2 separate regions of the Homo sapiens genome follow, and region 2 is linked to region 1. A link is a loop called in an ENCODE intact Hi-C map of the cell type or tissue named here. Cell type or tissue: psoas muscle. All regions are shown on one strand.

The links. Hi-C counts contacts between places; a loop is a spot of excess contacts. Peaks named below come from ENCODE experiments on the same cell type or tissue, not always from the same donor. Only the 100,000 strongest peaks of a DNase experiment are listed, where the experiment ranks them.
Region 2: a loop joins it to region 1, with 20 times the contacts of the local background. A loop is called at or near these places in 1 of 110 quality-filtered maps.

Annotation. Positions count from the first base shown.
Region 1 is chr20:19,009,298-19,017,297 of GRCh38, reverse strand. No RefSeq gene overlaps it. Among named protein-coding and RNA genes, the nearest start is that of SCP2D1-AS1, 180 kb to the right of the region's middle. In psoas muscle, no CTCF peak of the experiment used is centred here; DNase peaks (open chromatin) are centred at 1,757 and 4,331.
Region 2 is chr20:19,669,577-19,677,576 of GRCh38, reverse strand. It overlaps SLC24A3 (solute carrier family 24 member 3), which reads right to left. Exons shown (of 17, transcript NM_020689.4): 9 at 3,923-3,976. Among named protein-coding and RNA genes, the nearest start is that of RIN2, 85 kb to the left of the region's middle. In psoas muscle, no CTCF peak of the experiment used is centred here; no DNase peak of the experiment used is centred here.

The sequences.
Region 1 (8,000 bases):
AGGGCCCAGGGGGCGCCACCCTTTCCAGATGGCTGGTGAGATTTTGGGAGTGGACGGGCCACTCAGGTGAAAGGAAGACCATGAACAAGGTCATGGAGGAATGAAAAGAAAATATATATTTCTTGAAGAATGAACAGCTCCAAGCAGTGGGAGCAGCATTGTTTGAAAGAACTTGCTTTGATGATGGAAATGCTCGACACCTGTGTCGTGCAGTGAGGGAGCCGCCAACCTTATGGGCCCATTGAGCGCTTGAAATGTGCCACTGCTACCCAGGAACTGAATTTGTTACTTTATTTAATTTCAAGCAATCAACATTTAAAGGGCCACACATGGCCAGTAGCTCCTGACTGGACGGTACAGGTCTGGAGTGTTGGGTCCTGGGAGTGCTGAAGTAAGACTAGGCTGGAGATCCCTTGCACTCAGAATTTTTGAGCTAAAGGGGCCCAGTAATCACGATAGCATTTGCTGCCTCCCAGGACCCGTGCACAGCACTTGTCATACAAGATCTCATTTAACCTTCCCAGCATCCTTGTAGGGTAGAACAGGTCATTATCCCCGTTTTACAGACAGGTAAACTGAGGCATAGAGGAGCTAAGTGCTGGGGAAAATCACCTGAGAGACACAGCTGGGTGCAAATCAGACTCTGACTGCCGGGCCCCTTCCACATCAATAGGGACCTGAACAGCCACTTACAAAGGCTGCAAAGTCCTTTTCTGGGTGTTTTCCTCTCTTGGACACTGGTGTAATTTGCCCCATCCCCAATAAAAAGCAGAATCTGAGATAGGACTTGCGTACAAGAAGTAATTTTTGCTACTTTTCATGCTGTGGTTTGGGGAGGCAGTGCTGGTGATCTCATGGAACAGGATTGGCAGGGATGAGAGGGAACAAAGTCAACCTAAAGAGGCTTTATTGAACTGGTCACGCCGCGAGCCAGCAGAGCTCCTTCCCGATGGGCTCCTTGGAGAACCTGTGCACATTGCGCCTGTGAATTGGCCACCTGAGATGGAGAGGAGGGGAGTGCCATCCTCCCCAGCTCTGTCCCCCATTGGTCAAGGACTGTCCCATCTCTCAGAGGGACACGGATACAGCAAGGGGACGTGAGGCCAGATTACCCCTGCCCTGAGATGGTTGTCACACCCACATCAGGAGCAAAAATGTGGCTGACACATGTGCGATTCCACTTACAGGAAATGCTCAGAATAGGCAGGCCCAAAGAGCCAGCAGGTGGCCAGGGCTGAGGGCCAGGAGGTGTGGGGAGTGAGTGTTAATGAGGACAGCATTCCTTTATGGAGTGAGGAAAATGTTCTAGGATTAGATGACAGTGATGGTTAACGGTGAATTTTGTTACGTGAATTTTGTTCTAATTTTTAAAAAGTGGGCTGGCAGGAACCATGATGACAGCAAAGAAATGCAGCCAAGCTCCAGGCTCTGAGCTCAATTGCAGGTCCAGCCCCATAAATCCATAAATGCAGCCTCATCCCAGGAAAGGCTTGTCTCTGCACTCAGACCAACCTCCACCCCTGGAGCTCTGACTGAGTGTTGGGGCCGATATGGAGCCCGGGAAGCCAGGATTAGCAGTCCCAGCCCTTCCCAGCTCATCTTCTCAATGCTGCCTCTCTCTGATGGACTCAGACACAACGAGGTCACTGCGTTTGTCCAAGGCTATGATGTGAGTGGCTGCCAGGACTGAGCACAGAGCCCTCACCTGCCCCTCCCCAGCGGAGCCATGTAGCAGGCACACAGGCATCTGCCTCCAGCCCCCACCCCTGAGGTCGCAGCAGGATATGCAGCTGATGTCTCAGCACTGTCCTTCCCCGTCCCCATTGTGCAATCTCGTCACTCTGAAAGGCTTTCTGTTCCTCTGCTGGACCCCACACCAGGCCTCTTCCCTTGCTTGAAGGCAGACAGAGCCTGAAAAGCACCCTGTCCTCTAGGGCCTGCAAGTCCTTCGTGGGGACACCTGGGCTTCCTTTCCTCCTCCTGGCCTGATGAGCCTCGCATGCTCCTCCAGGAAGGGTCCTAACAGCACTCCACAGAACACAGTTTAGATACACCTGAATTAATGTACTCCAATTTACCTGCCAGGGATGCTAGCACAGTGGAAACCCCACCCCTCCATGAAGAGGTGGAGTCTACATCTGGGTGGGCTTGTGACTCACTTATAGCCAGGAGAACATGGTACTGGTGACATCAGCTGACATCTAAGATAGGGTCCAAAAAGCCCATGCAGCTTCCATTATCAGGTGCTGTAGGGGCCCTTGACTTTGAGGCCCTGAGCTGTTGCCTAAGGAGCCCAACTACCCCAAGACCTTCATATTGTGAGGAAGCACAGACCTCATGGGGAGGCCATGTGTAGATGTTCTAGTTGACAGCCTGTTATGGCTTGGCTGTGCCCCACCCAAATCTCATCTTGAATTGTAGCTCCCATAATTCTCACATGTTGTGGGAGGGATCTGGTGGGAGATAATTGAATCTTAGGGGAGATTGCCCTCATACTGTTCTTCTGATAGTGAATAAGTCTCATGAGATCTGATGATTTTGTAAGGGGCTTCCCCTTTCACTTGGCTCGCATTCTGTCTTGTCTGCCACTGTGCAAGATGTGCCTTTGACCTTCCACCATGATTGTGATGCCTCCCCAGCCACGTGGAACCGTGAGTCCATTAAACCGCTTTTTCCTTATGAATTACCCAGTCTTGGGTATGTCTTTATCAGCAGCATGAAAATGGACTAACACACAGCCCTAGCTAAGGTCCCAGCCCACAGCCAGCATCAACAGCCACATGGGTGAGGGAAGACCCTCCAGATAATTCCAGTTCCCAGCCACCGAGCCTTACCTAGACATGGATTCTTCTTTTCAGCCAAGGCCCTGAATATCACAAAGCAGACACATAACACTCTTGCTAGACACTGTCTGAATTCCTGAGCTCCGGGATCTGTGAGCATGATAAAATGGTTGTCTTAGGCTGCTAAGCTTTATAATGCAGCCATAATCCTTGAAACACCCTTCATTCATAATTATTTACTGCACATATATGATGTGCCTGGCCCTATTCTGTGCTTTGGGGATGCAAAGATGAAGAAACACTCAGCCCTTTCTTTAAGGATAGAACGGGTTACTGGTGCTATGAGTGTGCAGCATTCAGTGAAGAATTCTGTAGTGGCTCATTTTAGCAGGGAAATCCAGAGGGACTTCCTGGAAGAGGCTTCCAGAAGTATGGAAGGGTGAGCACAGAAGTGTTTTCTCCATAGATAGTCAGAAACTGCACGACATATTTAAGAAGTTATTGGGTTATGAACTACTGGCCCCTTAAAACCTGACTAAGGTGCCACTCTGCCAGGAGCCCCCACTCTTGCCTATAATATCTGCCTCTCCCTGAAGCCTTGGCTCAATTTCTTAAACATGCCAAACTCTTATCACCATCACAGCCACCTCAAGTGCCTTTTCCTTTGTAAGAACACTGTTCTCCCACCCCTCTTAGTTCTCCCCAGGACAGAAGGCCTCCCCTGAGATGCCCCTTCCATCTCTCTCTCATGCACATCGCATGTGCAATTGTACATGTATCCATCAGCCTGTTTCCCCGCAGCCTCTGCTGCTAGATTTTACCACGAGGGGAAGAGCATGACTGTTTGGCTCATCCCTGTATTCTCAGAGCTAGCACAATGTGGGACACATGTTACACACTCAGTAAATATTGCTGGGAGAATGAGTCCATGAATGAACTAGCCTTGTCCTGGGACCTCAGATCTGTTCTAATCCCTGATCCTATGGTTAGCTGCTTCTAGTTCCTAACCTAATTGTGCCTCCAATCATTGGTTTTCTGGATCCCACCCTCCATCTTAAAATATCTTTCTGCTACCTTCCACGAATTGTCTTTGCTAACCCAGCTACAACACAACCCCACTAGGCCATGGTTTCCATCATCCACCTGGAATCACCCAGCTCTGTTTTGCCAAGCCTGTTCCCCCAAGGTTCCAGTATCACCAACTGGCAACAGCACTTCAAAGTCAGACCACACAGAAGGCTGCAGCATTGTAGTAAAGAATCCAGTGAGGGAGGGGTCTCCCAGAGCTAGAGAGAAGGAGAACAGATGACAAACTGCAGAGAACTTCAACTGCCAGGATGCTGACCCTCCCTCCTGAAGGAAATCACGTGCACCCAAATACTCATATTTAGAGGGAAAAGATCTCAAGGTAATATGAGGTCATTTCACTGAAGTAACTCTAGAGGCAACAAAATAAGTGTCCAGGGAGGTTAACTTCTCCTCGGAGATGCTGGGAAGCTTGACATTTGCAATGGGAGAAGAGGGGGCGGGGCGACAGGAAAGGTATGACTGCAGACGTCAAGCTCTGCCTGCATGGGGTGGCTTCAGAGACATCGTCCCCTGGGTTGTACCATCTCCTTAGCAAAGATAGAGACCATGAATTGCTTCTAAATATAGCCAGGAGGCCAGCACATAGAATTACTCAACAGGAATGCAGAAAGCTGATTTGCTGCTGATCCCCATTTGGCCTGGCTTGATTTCACAATCAAACGAAGAACTTTTTTACTTCCAAGAGTCCTATATTGTCTATTGGTGCCAGCAGCACTGAGAGAGAAGCAACAAGCTCACCCCCACTCGATCTTCCACAGCAATCCAGCAGTCCCACATTTGCTTTCTCCCCACATGTCTTTCTGGGAAAAAAAAAAAAAAAAAAGGCAAAGCCAGTGTGTGAGATAAGTCATTTCAAGGGAGAACCATGGATCCAGGGCCAAGAAGAGGCCACAGTTACCATTTTTTGCTTGTTCTCTCCTCTGCCGAATTTACCATTAGGTTCTGACCTACAAAACCACATCAGAGAGACCTGAGCTCACATTCTGGCTCTGCCACTCACTAGCTATGTGACTTTGAACAAGTGATTTAACCTCTCTGTGCCTCAGTTTCTTATCGTGGGACCCCCACGACAGGTCCCAATGTGTGCTGTTTCCCCATATGTCCATGTGTTCTCCTCATTCAGCTCTCACTTATAAGTGAGAACATGAGATGCTTGGTTTTCTGTTCCTGAATTAGTTTGCTGAGGGTAATGGCTTCCAGCTCCACCTATGTACCTGCAAAGGACATGATCTCATTCCTTTTTATGGCTGCATAGTGTTCCATGGTATATGTGTACCACATTTTCTTTATCCAGTCTGTCATTAAGTGCATTTGGGTTGACTCCACGTCTTTGCTATTGTGAATAGTGCTGCAGTGACCATACACTTGCATGTATCTTTATAATAGAATGATTTATATTCCTTTGGGTATATACCCAGTAATGGGATTGCTGGGACAAATGGTATTTCTGCTTCTAGATCTTTGAGGAATCGCCACACTGCCAGACGCTATTTCTAGGTGTTTAAGATACATTAGTGAATAATACGGACACTGATCCTTGCCCTCATGTAGCTTATATTCAAGTATGGACAGATTAACAATAAGCAGTAACCCTAATAAATAAGTAAATTTACAGTAAGTTGGGTGATACATGGTACAGGAAAGAGAATGTAAAGCAGATGAGGTAGAGGATGGTGGCCACATATTATTTCCTTCTCATTTTACTCCTTCTGTTGGGAGGTGGGACCTAATTCCCATCCCGGTATCAAGGCTTCCTTTTGTGACTTGCTTGACCAAGAGAATATGCCAGAGAGATGTTGTGAGAATTTCAGGACAATGCCAGAGGACTCGCAGTTTTCTTCTGCAGCTCTTGGAACATTCTTTCTGGGAGTCCAGAGCCCCTGAGGAAAAAGTCTGACTTCCCCGAGGCCACCTGTTGAAGAGGCCGTGTGTAGGTTCTCTGGGTGACTGTCCAGCTGTGCCCAGCCTTCCAGCCATCCCTGCCAAGGGACCAAGCATGAGACAAAGCCATGTGGGTCATCCACAGGAGTCCATCCACCAGCTGAGTGGGACCAAATGACACAGAGTGACAGGTGTGATGTAAAAGAATCACCAGCTGAGCTTGGTCTGAATTTCTGACCCACAAATCATGAGATATAAGGCAATAATCGTTTTTAGCCACTAAGTCTTGGCAAGGTTTGTTACACAGCAATAGGTAAGCAGGATAGGACGGTAAGGGAGGCTTGGGTATAATGCATATAAAACCCCTAGGCCAGTCACCAAATGGCATCAGATATTGTTATCCCCATTAATAGTTTTCACTGGCCCTCCCTCCTTTCAGCAGGAAGGATTTCAGAGCCAGGCCTTTCTGCTTGGCACCACTCAAAAGATGTTTGTGCTTTCACACATGGCGAGCAGATTCTGTTTCTCTGCTTGGAGATAATGTCCCAAGGAAGAAGCAAGTGTAGACGGGCTCAGACTTCAGAACTCTAAGGATGGCTGGGTGAGAAAAAGACCCCAGATGCCCCTGTGGGCAAACATAGACTTCTGCTCTTACATTTTACCCTCCCCTCACACACACTTATGTTACACACACCTTCTCACCCCCAAAACTTGGAAAGCTGTACTTGGAAGGGCAGAGAGGTTTTCCTGGTAATCCTAATCTTATATCATGCTCTAGAAAATAATTACAGTTGTGTCTCATGAACCCACACAAAGCTGTCCTGAGAGAACAGTGAGGAAACCAATGTCACACTCATGTTAAAATTCTCTCTCTAGCTCCATTTTGCTCAGTTCCAATGTTAAGAAAGGTAAACAGCCTCCCAGTGGAGAATGGCTGTAGCTTTCCGACCAGCAAATTCTGCAGTTTTCTTGGGGAAAAAAAATGAAAGACTGCTACTGTATTGATTAATTAAGCATTTATTCCACAGCAAGCAGAATCTTAGCAAATGATTCATGAAACTAAAAGGAGAGGGGAAAGCCTCCAACCCTAAAAGGTAAGTGCGCTCAGGTGAGCATTCTAATAAGAAAGTAAGAGTCATGGACTAGGAAGAGCTATTTGAATATGCGAGTAGAATGTAAACGAAGAAAGGGGTGCAATGATGTCATTTAAAACAACAAGCAGTGGGCGGGAAAAAGACTGGCCAGAGAAATCAGAGAATATGCAGATAATCGATGATTAGCTAAATGCTTTACAAGGTAGTTTTGGTAAAGGGTCTTTTTCCTCTGTAGCAGGTCAAGTGGATAGTATTGTATCAGTCCCTATGCCTGATGAGGAGCCAAACAAGTTCAATGGCATTCCGCAGTACCACACCGTCATCTAACGACAGCTATTCCATTTGCAAGCATAGGATCTGAGAGAACTTATTCCATTTCTAGGGGCATATACCTTGCATATTCAATCCTGTTTGAGAGGTTGTAGTTATCACTGGAAGAATAATTGAAATAAATTATATTTATTGAACACCTATAACGTGCCCAGAAAGATGCTTAGAAACTATGAGGTAATGCTGTCCCCACCCTCAAAAGAGATTAGCTTAAAAAGCAGTAAATACATAAGGAGAAAAAATAATGATAAATATTATGTGTCACTGGAGCTTACAGAAAGGAAATACCCAAAGCAAGCAACAGGATCCATGGTTTACCGTGACAGGAAAGAGGAAGGAATGACCAAGCCGAGTGGAAACCCAAATAGTTCTTGACGTTCAGTCTCCTTTGCTGGACTCATCTTTCAACTTGGGGGAGGAAGGGAGAAAGAGGGGAGGGGAACCAATCACTGGTGAATGCCTAAGAGGTGCTTGGGTTGTAAGAGCTGTTATTTCATTTATGCTTCACCCCCACTGTACAAGGAGGTGCTGCTGTCAACGAACTGAGGATTTCTAGAGGTTAAGGATCCAGCCAGGGTTTTCTGAGCTTAGATCTGAATGCAGGCCTGAAAGGGTCAAAGACTCATGCCCTTTGCTCTCTGGCAGGTCACACTGCTTTATACACAAGCCACTCCCCTGATTCCAAAACTACTGTGATTTTTGAGAGAGCTGCATGTAAGTTTGTGCTTTTCCAACCATAGATCAGTCATCCCCCAAATGACTGCCCTGTATAGGGAAGGACATTCCCCTTCTGCAAGAGATCACAAGTTAGAGTCGGAACTGA
Region 2 (8,000 bases), 660 kb before region 1:
GGAGAAAAGGGAAGTGAATAGGGTGTGGATGGGGCAACTGTGGGTTGATGGTTGCTGGGGGTGGTGACGAATGCATGGGGTTCATCGTACTATTCTGCAGACTCCTGTATATATTCAAAATTCCTGTTAGTGAAAAGGCCTCCACACTTTCTAGATTCGACAAGGATGCCTTGCCCTGTAGAGCGACAGGGAAAGAGGCAGTGTTTCTGTCATCTTGACTTAGACTCCATTTCCCTGAAAGAAATACTGACTTGCATAAAGGTTTGCTTTTTTTTTTTTTTTTGGAACGGGGTCTTGCTATGTTGCTGAGGTTAGTCTCAAACTCCTGGCTTCAAGCAATCCTCTCGCTCCAGCTTTCTGAATAGCTGGGATCACAGGCATGCACTACAGTGCCCAGTGATTAGGTTTTGCTTTTAAAGTACAAAAGCAAACTCATGTATTATACATTTATCAGGGTTTAGAGAACAGGATAATAATACTATACAGTGAGGGCTTTCTCAAAACTGGATACCAGGTTAAACTAAGCTTAACTTAGCTTGACAGCTTAACTAAGCTGTCACATTCCGTTCTCATGGAATATATATAATAATAGTAGAAATTATTATTAATCTTGTTTTGCAGAAGAGGAAACTGAGATTCAAGATGGCTGAAGAACTTGGCTGAGGTCCCATGACTGTCAGTGGCAGGGGGCTCTGCTGTCAGGGCTGAATGTGAGGCACTGGTTCTTAACCACCAGCACACATACCCCATCTGGGGAACAAATCCTAGAGCAGTGACCTGGGATGTACAGAAAGCAATCCTTGCCAAGGCCAGGCATGCTTTATGCTCCTTGAAGGTTTCTACCTAACTGGACAATCTGAAATTGCTTTTTGACCTTCAGATAGAATGTTTAAAGTCATTTAAAAACTCTCCACCTAGGAGGCAGCTGACGATTCTAATATATGCTGTTTTTTTTCTTAACTACTGTTGCTGTTTTATATTTTTAATTGAATGTTTTAAATTTTGTGCTTGCACCCTGAAGCTATTTTATTGTGAAGCATGCAATTTTATAAATCAGATTTGATAAAACCCAATGATTAAAGCCTCTGATTGCAGAGGGGGATGGCTAAAGAGCAGAGATTTCAATTTAGAACTTAGGACCAGAATTTATGCAGAAAATTTCATGAGCACAGTAGCTTCCATTCCCAGTTTTATTTGTATCCTGCTGGTTTGAACAGCTGGAATGTTGGTAAAAGTGAGGCATCAGCAGAAACACACCTCATTAGCTTCCACATTTGGTACGGTTTGGGGAAGAGGAGAGGATGTGTTCGCTGTACTATCTTACTGTACACGTGTCCTGCCAGCGACTCATGGGCTTCAAGGTGGCTTGGAAAAGGGGAGCAGTGGCTATAAGATGCATGCCAGCAAAATTCCTCAAGTCTTCTTCTCTCTGGCCACATCTGTTTTTGAAGAATACTTAACTCTCTGAAGCCCTTAGTGAATTCATTTTGAAACATACTTTCATGAAAATTAAGATTCAAGACCCAAGATTAATGTTGGGCATAGAGCAGACACTGTGTGGCGATTCTTCCAGAATAATCAACTAATCCACTTTTGGGAGCTCAATTAGAGCCTCAAAATGTTAAAAAATTGAAACGATGCACTAGAAAACAGCAAAGGAAGATGTGTGAGTACACACACAGACAGTAGTTTGAGGCTTCCCCACTTTGGCACTGATTTGCTATATAGTTTTGCTCTTTGAGACAAAGAGGCATAAGATGGGTACTCTGATCTTTAAAGGCTTTTCCTTTGGGGGCTGGAAAGTTTGGAAAGGCTTTGGATCAACTCTGGTTTTCATGACAGCTCATCTATTGGTATTTTTAAATGATTAGTTCTACGGTGTGTAACTTCTGGTTTCTTCATTAGTTACCTTATGGTACCAGGATATGTATGACTAAGGTCCTACTCTAGGAATGCCCTTCTCCACTAAGCTCCAGATGTGGGGTCTACAGTAACCATTGGATGGCTCCCCTCACAAATGTTGGCCCCCATATTGAGTAGACTGGCAGCAGATTGCCTACAGCCCACCCTGGGCACTGGCCAAGCCAGCTTCTACCTTCATTGCTCCTGTGATATTTGCCAATGTCCGTGTTGATTTCTCTCAACAAGTGTCTCAGTCACTGGTCACCAGAATTAACTTTTGTCAGGCCTCAACAATAAGAAACCTTAATGTGTCAGTTCCAGACTGCCACCTGATATGTCCAAACTGGCCATTGTTGATGGATTTCTACTTTCTTGCCCCTAGAGAAGGCAGTCACTCCTACGGCTACATATGTTGGGGAAACATGGGCTAATTTAGAGGAAAAGCAGCAGCTCCCACGGGGTTGGGCAGTTGCAGCACAGAACATCTCTGCATTCTTTATAACCTCCTCATCCCAGTGGTGCCTGGCAAAAAGATGAACCAGCAGGCTTACCACCATGGTGCTTACATTTAACTTACAGCATGGGAAACATTGGTCATACAATTCTTATTTATTTTTATTTTTTAATGAGATGGAGTCTCGCTCTGTCACCCAGGCTGGAGTGGTGGCGCGATCTCAGCTCATTGCAACCTCTGCCTCCCGGGTTCCAGCGATTCTCCTGCCTCCTCCCAAGTAGCTGGGATTACAGGCGCACGCCACCACGCCTGGCTAATTTTTGTATTTTTAGTAGAGATGGGGTTTCACCATGTTGGCCAGGCTGGTCACGAACTCCTGATTTCAAGTGATCCACTCACCTTGGCCTCCCAAAGTGCTGAGATTACAGGCATGAGCCACTGCGCCTGGCAAATTCTTGATATAAATAAGCTACCCCAACTCCAGGAGGGAAAAGAACATATGTCATAACATGGTGGTTTTAAAATACCTCAACAGTTCTTTGACATTTTTCCCTTCACTAAGTGATGCCAGCCCCTTGAGTGTGGACTGGACTTAGTGACTCGCTTCTAATAAACAGAATATGGTAGAAGTAATGGCGTGTGACTTCTGGGATATTATAAAAGGTGCTGCAGGGCCCTTCTTGCTCTCTGTCTTGAACCACTTGCTCTGGAGGAAGCCACTCAAGCAGCTCTAGGGAGGAGCCCATGTGGTGAGAAACAGCCCGCCAGTCAAGAGCCAGCATCGCTTGAAGGCAGGTTCTCCCACACCAGTCCAGTACATGATGGCAGCTCTGGCTGCAAACTCATGAGAGACTCTGAGCCAGAACCTTGCAGTTAAGCTGCTCCTGGGTTCCTAACTCTCAGACAATGTGTGAGATAATACATGTTTGTGCTTTTAAGCCACTAAGTTTTGGGATGGTTTGTTATGCAGCAGTGGATGACTAATACCATATAAATAATGGAAGTCCACAGATATTTGATCCATGATTTCAGCTGTCTCTTAACTAACTCTTCATCAGTTACCTCATGATAACTCCATGCCAGGATATGTTTGATGAAGGTCCTACCCTAGGAATTCCCTTCACAAGCAAGCCCTAGAGACTGGGTCTACACAGACCACCGGATGGCTGGCTCATGTTGGCTGCCATATTGAGTAGACTACCTTGCATCTTCTCTCACCCTCTATAGCAGTGTAACATATTGAGTTTTATCTCCTTTGTGTTAAGAAAGAGAGTGAAGAAACCTCCCAGAGCTGCCAGATCCTGAAGAGAGATTAGGGGTTCTAGAGAGTTCTCAAGTGAAACACTGAAGCTTTGAGTCTATCATCAAATATGGGCTGGAAGGGTCACTACAATTGATACTAATCAAAATTACAGTGACTCACAACAGTCTGGCAGGGAGCCAAGTGACTGTGATGATACACACTGAAAAACCAGTCAGATACCCACCCCAATCCTCTTCCCACATCATCACATAATGTGGAATGCAAGAAACAGTTTTGGATAAGAAATGAAAAATTTTACTTACTTCATGATGACAATGTAGATAAGATACATCAGCACAAGGACTAAAGACTCCCACCTGTGTGTAAACCAAGAACAGTTAAAGACAGTCATGGACATCTGTGAAACTCACCTGCCTCATTTTTAAAGACATATTTGATGCAAACGGCCAGGATAGTAAGGAGAAGGCAGACGGTGCTAGGTGACGGATATTTCCTGGTCTAGAGACATTCTCTATGCTGCATAAGGCTGTCAACCATCTTTCTCTTCTCTCCTCACCTAAAGGGAAAATGCCCCTTCCTCTCTGTTATTTGTCACCTAAAAGAGCTCTTTGAAAGCAGCAAGCCTTTCATACACGTTGCTGAATATAGGTCAATATGTATACATCTGGTCTCAGCTTAATCATTCACTGAAACTATTCAGACATATTTACAAGGGGAAACTAAAATTAGAGGAATTGCCGGGGATGCCTGAGGGATTGCTGTATATATAGGAGCCAGGCATAAAGGGTAGAAGTGGGGAGAGAGGCAGGCAGACAGACAGACGGAACCTGGGCAGGGAAGGTACCAGTCGAAGAGTAAGAAGGAATAAGTGGGAAAACATTCCACAGGAAGGAAGAAAAGAAAAACCTGCTAGAATGTGCCTTGAGCTTCTAATAGTCTGAATACTTCTGTTTTCTTTATCTTAGTGGCTTCCAACTAAAAACCAGGAGCTTGTTTTCCAGGTTTCGCTTTAGCTACAGAATCAAATCAGCTCATTGAGGGAGTAATTTTGGCTTCAGTGGTAGGTTACTGGAGAATGGTCAGATGAGGAAACTCCAGGTTATACCCATCCTTCCTTTTCTCTTTTCAAATTCCATGTCTAGAAGCTGATCCTAGAGAAATATTTGGTCAAATGTGAAAAGGATACATACACAAGGGTTTTTCCTGCGGCAGTGTTTATAAAAAAGTGAAAAGCTGGAAGGAAGCCAGGTGGTTATAAAATAGGGCACTGGGTACATAAATGATACGTAGGTTCATGTATCCATTAAGAATGATTATGCAGGCTGGGCACAGTGACCCGCTCCTGTAATCCCAGCATTTTGGGAGGCCGAGAGGAAAGGATCACTTATGTCCCCAAGTTCCAGAACAGCCTGAGCAACATAACAGGACCCCGTCTCCAGAAAAAAATTAAAAAATTAGCCAGGTATGGTGGTGTGCCCCTGGAGTCTCGGCTACATGGGGAGGCTGAGGCGGGAGGATTGCTTGAGCTCAGGAGATGGAGGCTACAGTGAGCTATGATTACACCACTGCACGACAGCCTGGGCGACACAGTAAAACCCTTTCTTCCATCTCCCTTCCAAAACAAATTATGCAAAGATGTAGGTATTTATTCTAGAAAGTGCTCAGATGCACTATTGAGAGAGGAAATCAGGGTATCCAAGCCCTTTCAATTTCTGCCACATTTCTCAGCTTCTGTCATGGCAAAACTTCTTAAAGGGCTGTGCACACTGCGTTTCAGTGCCTCTCATTCAGTTGGCAAATTTCTCTAGCCTAACTTCCACACCCCCCGATCTCCTGAATCACCTGTCAAGGGCACCAGTGATTTCTATCCACACCAGTCCAAGCATGAGTGGGTGGTTGTCCATCATCCTGTTCGATTTCCTGGTAGCATCTGAAAGGAGATCATCTGCCCCGCTTCATAAAACCCTCTCTTCTGACTGCCGAGAGGCCACACCCCTGGCTTCCTTCCTGCCCCCAGCTTCTCCTTCTCCATCTCCTTTGCCTCCTCCACTCCTTCAGTTCATCCTCTCATTATTGGGCCATCTTTATTGCCTATGTTTTCTCCCTAGGTGACCTCATCCTGACCTATTGCTATAAATACCAAATACATGATAATGACCCCCAATTTACACATCCACACCACACCTCTCTCCAGCTCCAGATTCATATATTTGGCCTCTGCACCTGGAAGTCTAAATGTCTATCAGAACAGAATTCTTCATTCTTATTTCCTAGCCTCCTTAAAACAAAAAAACAAAAAAACAAAAAAACAAAAAAAAAACCAACCCTGGGCTTTGTCCTTTCAGTCAACTGTACCACTCCCTGCCCAGTCAAGCCCAGAATCTGGAAATCAATATGGAGCACTCCCTTTTCCTCACTCCCATATCCATCGGACTCTGTGTCTCAAGTATTTCATCAATCACTGACTTCTTTCTTCTCTACTGTGCCCTCCCTAGGTCATTTTTCACTTCAACCTCTGAACTGGTTTCCTTGATACTATGGGAGCATGTCAATGCACTTCTTAAAATCTTTACTTCCCAAAATGCCTAAGAAAAAAAATGAAAGTTTCCTTTTTCCTTGCAAATCCTGGCCTTTTCTTCTGTCTCCATGTTGTCTTGTGTCCTATCTGTGCCCCACCTCAATGGCCTTTCATTTGCACACAGCCGTCTCTTTCCCTCTCCCAGAGCCTTTGCACTGAATGTTCTTTTGGCCAGGAATGGCTTTGCCTTCACTCCTTGGCTGGCCACTTTTATCCTGCAGATACCAGCTTTTAAATATCACCTCCTCCAAGCAATCTTCCCTGCCTGCCCCTGCCCGACTTTCTCTCACATGACCCTGTTTATGTTCTTCAAACCTCTAAGCAGTCTGTGATTATCTTGTTTATATATTTATTACTCATTTATTATGTAACTAACACCTGTTTCTAGCAGTCACTTGACACCACTCCTCACACCTGACACCTTCCCTGGTATCTGGTGTCTCATTATCCAGAGATTTAAAATGCCGACAACTGATTTCTCCCCACGCAGACACCCCCAGGTCTTGCCCACTTGCCTCTTCTCCCCAGCAGAAAGCAGCCATCAGCTCATCTGTGCAGGTGACACTCCCTCCAAACATCAATTTTCAGTTGCAAAATGCCTCCAGTGGCCTGAACATAGTTCTTATCTCATCGACACCAATGTATACGTAGCATACACTTCATGGTGAAAAGTGAGATTTATTCACAGCCCATTCATTTGGAAGGAACAGGCTCCCAGGTTCTGAAGGGATGTCACGTTATTGCTTAGATGCATTTTAATAGATTCAGTGAGAAGTCACCAGAAAATGAATCAACTTTAATGAAATATTGTAGTCAGATTGAATTAAGTCCAGCACTTTATAAACAGGCGTATGTATGCTCTTTCTAATTCTTTTAGATCTTTTCAATTTTTTACTCATCAAAAGCCCTTCTGTTGCAATATTCAAACCAGGTTCTCTCTGGCCATTTTGCAGAGATGCCTGTAGGATGAGATTCCTTGCTTTTGTTGACATTTCAAGTTTGCTCTGTTGGCTTTCAGACACAGGGCTCACCAGGCTTCCTCCCCATTGAACCCAGTGGGCTCTAGGAGGCCTCTGTGCCGCCCCACCTGCTGTTCCTCATGCATTTTTGACCTGGTTGAATTTGGATCATCAAGCCTTGGCCTAATGCTCTTCAGGGCCCTTCCCCCCACCCCCTCTCCTCAGTGTGGTGAGCCTCTCCATGTGGTCCCACAGTTACATGTGAAGGGTCTGCATCCCTCCAGCCTGAGAGAGCTCCAGGTCGGGCCAGCTCTGGTTTTGTACGACATGTTTCCCTGGCGTAGAGGAGGTGCTTAGGAAGCATCCAGACCTTGGAAGTCACCCGGCCCTCCTTGGTCCCCTTTCTCGCCCTTTCACCTAGGACGCTGGGCACCTTCTCCCCTTTCCTCCTGAGCACACCTCACCCGCTGTCCTCTGAGGATCCCATTCTGTAGCTGATCTGGGTTTGTTTCTTCCCTCCCCAGGCTTCCATTTTGAATCATTTTCAACGGGTCCCTGATTCTCACCAAAGACGGTTCCTTCTCAGATGTGAGGACTGCTCCTCTCCTCACCTGGGTACACTGTTGGCTCTGGTTTCCTGAACACATCCCAGAACAGCAAAAGCTGTTTTCCAGCCCCACCAAGAAGAGTTTCCAGGTTGCAATCCCAGGGTCTCTTTTCTCTCCCAAAGTCACAACTTCGGACTCAAAAGAAGAAACCAAACCATCGCCCTGCGTTCTTTAGTTTTCTTGTTGGGCCTTCAGACTCCCTGAAGACACATTCCGAATTCCTTCTGGCAACAAC